Regions from separate parts of the Homo sapiens genome. Here region 1 is linked to region 2. Evidence: chromatin contacts called from ENCODE Hi-C or POLR2A ChIA-PET data. All regions are on one chromosome and are shown on one strand. The core of a region is the stretch at or near the end of the contact, and the rest is flanking DNA. Distances in the headings are between cores, read along the strand shown.

What was found. Hi-C counts contacts between places; a loop is a spot of excess contacts on that map. ChIA-PET counts read pairs that join two places held with the same protein, here RNA polymerase II (POLR2A). Pooled maps may share reads with other maps.
Region 1: a map of Ramos shows a loop between it and region 2 (4-fold over the local background). The contact joins the enhancer-like site here to the promoter of LINC01641 in region 2. A Hi-C loop is called at or near these places in 2 of 168 maps with a recorded cell type or tissue (K562 and Ramos) and 2 of 50 pooled maps. POLR2A ChIA-PET finds 5 or more read pairs at or near these places in 1 of 52 experiments (PC-3).

The regions. Positions count from the first base shown.
Region 1 is chr1:227,445,983-227,449,006 of GRCh38, reverse strand. No RefSeq gene overlaps it. Among named protein-coding and RNA genes, the nearest start is that of LINC01641, 54 kb to the right of the region's middle. Within about 2 kb of position 1,711, at least 4 of the 41 ENCODE cell types and tissues checked have a DNase peak (open chromatin) inside an H3K27ac peak, as active enhancers do.
Region 2 is chr1:227,392,095-227,394,893 of GRCh38, reverse strand. It overlaps LINC01641 (long intergenic non-protein coding RNA 1641), which reads right to left and starts at 1,340. Exons shown (of 4, transcript NR_187381.1): 1 at 1,190-1,340.

The DNA.
Region 1 (3,024 bases), core at 462-2,961, 54 kb before region 2:
ATTCAGCTCACTGGGCCATTAGCTTCCCCTCCCTCTAGCAGTGATAGCCCCTTGCCCCCAGGGTCCAAGGATGGAACAGATGTTGGACTTCTAGTGATACAGTCCAGGAAGGCTCAAGAGGAGATGCCACTGTGGTTAAAGCATCCCATAAAAGTGGCTGGGAAATCCTGGTCCTGTTCTACTTCTGTGGTGGAAACTTTACTTCTACACCCACTCAGCAAACCAGATTGTTCTCCTCTTGCTTGTAAGAAGTCCACAGGTCCTTTCAAATTTATTCCACAAATACTTCTTCAGCATCTACCATATGTCAGGTACCATGCTAGGTACTAGTGATATTGCATCTACAGCTTCGGGGGAAGGAGACATTAATTAAACTAATGCACACAGATGTAATTAAACTGTGATGTTTGCTATGAGGGAAGAGCATGAGAAGTTTTAGAATAGATGACTGGAGGATCTGTTACCTGCAGGTCAGGGAAGCTTTCCCTGAAGAACTGATGCTGAGCCGCTATCCAAGGGTCAATAGAATGAAATGAATAGGGGGGAGATAAGGAAGAGTATGCTTGGTAGAAGGAGCTGTGAAGAAGCAAAGTCCCGAAGGCGAGAAGAGCTTGTGGTGTTTGGAGTACGGAAAGACCTGGGTGCTGATGTGAGAGAGGGTCGGGGAGAAGGGCTCTGGATGAAGGACCTGCTGGACCTGGCGGGGCTGGGACTGTGGTGGGGATTTAAGCTAAATGGATTTAAGCAGGCTGCTAAGTGGAGAATGGATTGAGGGAGGAGAAAGCATTCAGAGAGGAGACAGAGGAGTGGTTTGGACCTGGAGAAAGGGAAGTGGATGGATCTAAGGGACGTGCTGGATTTGGAATTGAGAGGACTTGATAATGGATTGGAGGCCGAGGATTCCCGGGATTCTGACTTGCACACTTCTCTCTTTCGCATTTACAACAACGACCCGTTACAGACACCTCCCGTCCCGAGTGTAGCCTCATTATGGTCGGGGACGTTGTCTAGTCCTCTCTGTTCTAGGTGCACAGTAAATGAATCCATCCTCGGTGCATGAACAGCTGCTCTCCTCCACCCGGGAGAAGGCCTGCAGGTCTCACATCCCCCGGGAGGTGGCAGAGCAGGAAAACCAGCCGTCCAGTGGCCGGAACCCCGCTTCCTGCCGCGGGCGACTTTGACTCCCTGGGGAAATTTTTCCCACATTCCAAATTCCCAGAAAACAGCTCTTTCCCCAGCCTTTTGGAACTGCTTCAGTGGAGGGTGTGACATGACCAGGGAACTTCTCTTGGGGCCGAGGCCTGAACTGACTGAGTCATTTTGCGGCGAGGGCCTCTTTCTTTTCGACGGCGACAGTTCTGCAGGAGCTTCCGTGTCGCATGGCCGGCCTTTCGCAGGGCGCCGCGCGGAGCCGACAGGGCCACCGGGGCCTTTCTCCCTGCTCTGTGGCTGCAGCCCAGGCACCAAAGAGACAGAGAGCCTAAGGGAGCCCTTCCCAGTCAAGTCCCGGGGAGGTTGCGGGGAGCCCAGAGAATGCCTCACCAGTAATCAAAAAATAGGTTTAGACGTGGGAAAGCTGGGTTAGAATATGAGAAAGAGACGGGCATGGCCCGGGAGGGGGAGACCGGTTCTGAAAGGCCAGGGGCAACAGGCTCAAAATACCTCTGGAGGATGTAGGTAAAGGACTGGGATTTACCGGCTGGGCGCTGTGGCTCACGCCTGTAATCCTAACACTTTGGGAGGCCGAGGTGGGCAGATCACTTGAGGTCAGGAGTTTGAGACCAGCCTGGCAACATGGTGAAACCTCCTTTTTATTAAAAATACAAAAATTAGCCGGGCGCCTGTAATCCCAGCTACTCGGGAGGCTGGGGCAAGAGAATAGCTTAAACCCGGGAGTCACGGGTTGCAGTGAGCCGAGATCGCACCACTGCACTCCAGCCTGGGCTTAAGTGAGACTCCGTCTAAAAAAAAAAAAAAAAAAGACTGGAATTTACCAAGGAAATACAGCTCTCTGAGTGAGGAAAGAGCAAACAGAAGGCTGGGGGCAGATGAAAGAATAGAGAACAAGGACCGAGTGAGGAACACAGAAAGCTGAAGGGCGCGTAAGGGGACACATTGCCATGAGGAGCGGAAATCAGAATCCAGAGTCATCTCACCTAATGTTGGTGATATGGTTTGGCTGTGTCCCCACCCAAATCTCATCTTGAATTGTAGCTCCCATAATTCCCACGTGTTGTGGGAGAGACCCAGTGGAAGATAAGTGAATCATGGTGGTGGATCTTTCCGGTGCTATTCTCGTCATAGTGAATAAGTCTCACGAGATCTGATGGTTTTATAAAGGGAAGTTTCCCTACAGAAGCTCTCTTCTCTTGTCTGCCACCATGTGAGACCTGCCTTTCACCTTCCCTCATGATTGTGAGGCCTCCCCAGCCATGTGGAACTGTGAGTCCATTAATCTTCTTTCGTTTGTAAATTGCCCAATCTCTTTTCTTCCTCACCCCTCCTGCTTCTACTCCTTCTACTTTCTGGCCTCTTGCTCATTAAAGAGTAGGAAGAACTAGTGGTTCCCAGTTTCAGGAACTTCAGTACACTGACGACACGTATATCTCCCTCAACCTGACTCATACCTGAAGTGCCATAATTTAATTTCATAGCTGTATTAATCTAGGTTTATGCTCATATTTTAGTGTATATTACATATTTGATTAATTTTTTTTTCAACAAACATGTTTTCAACAAACATTCCATCGCACATACTCTGGAAGGATAATACGTTTACCTGTTATCAGTCATTTCCTCCTTAATTTTGATTCCTGGTTTCCATGTGTCACCTCTATCTGGTCTTGTGTAATAGATCCATACTTTGGTCTCCTGGTCAGGACTGCCTGATAGTGTCCATCCTCTGAGTCTATTGGCAGACATTACCTGGCCTTGTCCTTGACCACTCCTTGCCTTGTAGTTCAAGTGCTCCAGCCACCTTGCATAACCTGCAGTTCTCTGATGCATCATTCTGTATCACACACC
Region 2 (2,799 bases), core at 91-2,590:
ACACTATGAGGACAACTACTAAAATAAATAAGATACCATGTCTGGCTCCTAAAGTAACAGCAGAAGAAAAAAGGACTATAGAAAATGTTTTCAACACAAGAGAAGGAAGGAAAAAGGAAAAAATAAGCAAAGAATGATAAACATAAGATGAAAAAATAAGAAAATTAAAAATAAGTTGAAACATTATCATTAGCCTCAGCAACCATAAACGTGTTAAACATTGACTTTCAAAAAGAGATTATCAGAATGATTTTTTTTTTCCAGACAGAGTCTCGCTCTGTCACACAGGTTGGAGTGCAATGGCATGATCTAGGCTCACTGCAACCTCCAGTCCATCAGGATCAAGCGATTCTTCTGCCTCAGCCTCCCAAGTAGCTGAGATTACAGGCACACGCCACCACACCTGTATTTTCAGTACAGACAGGGTTTCACTATGTTGGTCAGGCTGGTCTCAAACTCCTGACCTCAAGTGATTCACCCGCCTTGGCCTCCCAAGTGAGAATGAATTTTTTAAAACCCCAAATCCGTCCAGGCGTGGTGGCTAACACCTGTAATCCCAACACTTTGGGAAGACGAAGTGGGCAGATCACCAGAGGTCAGGAGTTCAAGACCAGAGACCAGCCTGGTCAACATGTTGAAACTCCGTCTCTACTAAAAATACAAAAATCAGCTGGGTGTGGTGACACATGCCTGTGGTCCCAGCTACTCAGGAGGCTGAGGCATGAGAATAGCGTGAACCCAGGAGGCGGAGGTTGCAGTGAGCCGAGATTGTGCCATTGCACTCCAGCCTGGGAGACAGGAGTGAAACGCCACCTCAAAAAAAAAAAAAAAAAAATGCATTGAATACACCTAACTTACCAAACATCACAGCTTAGCTTAGCCTAAATTAAATGTGCTCAGAACACATACATTAGCCTACCATTGGACAAAACCATCTAATACAAAGCCTATTTTTCAATATCTTGTGTAATTTATTGAATACTGTACCGAAAGTGAAAAATTGAATAGTTGCATGGTTACTTGAAGTATAGTTTCTACTGAATTGCTTTTAAAGCATTGTATAGTTGAAAAATTGTAAGTTGAACCATCGTTATCAGTATAGGCAGGGCCGTGCTCCCTCTGAAGGTGCTAGGAAAGGAATTACTCCATGCCTCTCTCACAACTTCTGGCAGCTTCAGATGTTCCTCACCTTGTAGGTGCACCACTCCAAGCCTGTCTTTACATGATGTTTTCCCTGTGTGTCTTCACATCATCTTCCTCTGTGTCTATGTCTGTGTCCATATTTCCCTCTTCTTTTAAGGACACCAGTCTTGTTGGATTAGAGGCCCACCCTACTCCACTATGACCTCATCTGAACTTAGCTAATTGCATCTGCAATGACCCCGTTGCCAAATAAAGTCACATTCTGAAGTACTGGAGATTGAAACTTAAACCTATCTTTGGGCAGGGGGCACAATTTGACCCATAACAGAAGGAGGCATCAGTAAAAATAAGGGCAGAAAAGGCTGAAATAGAAACCAAAGTCATAAAATAGAGTAAATAAATACAAATGAAAGTTAGTTTTAAGAAAAAAATCCGGTTTGATTACCCAATCTTTAATAAGACTGATAAAGAAACAAAAGAGCACAAATAAACTATATTAGGAATCATAAAGAGATACAATTGCACCCACAGATATATAAAATCACAGATCATTGCACTATAAAAAAGAATACTTATTTATTTATTTATTTATTTATTTATTTATTATTTTTGGAGATGGAGTCTCATTCTGTTGCCCAGGCTGGGTGCAGTGGTGCCATCATAACTCACTGAAGCCTCGAAATCCCAGGCTCAAGCAATCTGCCTGCCTCAGTCTCCCAAGGAGCTGAAACTACAGGCATGTACTAGCATGCCTGGTCAATTTTTTAAAAATGTTTTTGGAGAGATGGGGTGGGGGGGCGGGTCTTACTATGTTGCCCAGGCTGGTCTTGAACTCCTGACCTCAAGCCATCCTTCCACCTCAGCCTCTCAAAGTTCTGGGATTACGGATGTGAGCCATCATGCCCAACCGATATTTATTTTTAAAGCAAATTCTACAGATCTTCGAGGGAATAGCACTTAAGACTATTTTTAAAACTTGGATGGGTAGGTGATCACATATCTCTATTTATAATAGCTATGTGTCTTCTCTTAGCTATATTGGATTTTTTTTTTTTTTTTTGAGACAGAGTCTCACTCTGTCACCCAAGCTGGAATGCGGTGGCGTGATCTCGGCTAACTGCAACCTCTGCCTCCCGGGTTCAAGCGATTCTCCTGCCTCAGCCTCCCATGTAGCTGGAATTACAGGCACCCGCCACGCCTGGCTAATTTTTGCAGTTTTAGTAGAAATGGAGTTTCACCATGTTGGCCAGGCTAGTCTCAAACCCCTGACCTCAGGTGATCCGTCCGCCTCACCCTCCCAAAGTGCTGGGATTACAGGCATGAGCCACTGCACCTGGCTATATTGGATCTTATTTTCAGGATTTTAGAGAAAAAAAGGAAGAACTAAGAAATGTGCCCTTAGCTAGTAGGAAGCTGTGGGGTTAGAAAAACAATTACTAGGAACTTTTAATGCTAACCATTAAGTAAATATTTTAGTATATTTGAACACACAGAGCATATATTTTTACCTACTCAAATGTTTCTATGTGGATATGAAAATATATACACAAGAAAATGATAATGGAGCTACTGACAGATGCTTTGGTACAGCTGCAAAATGCAAATATTTCTCTATGTATATTCATGTTCGCTCCAGAGATAAAGATCGACAAACCT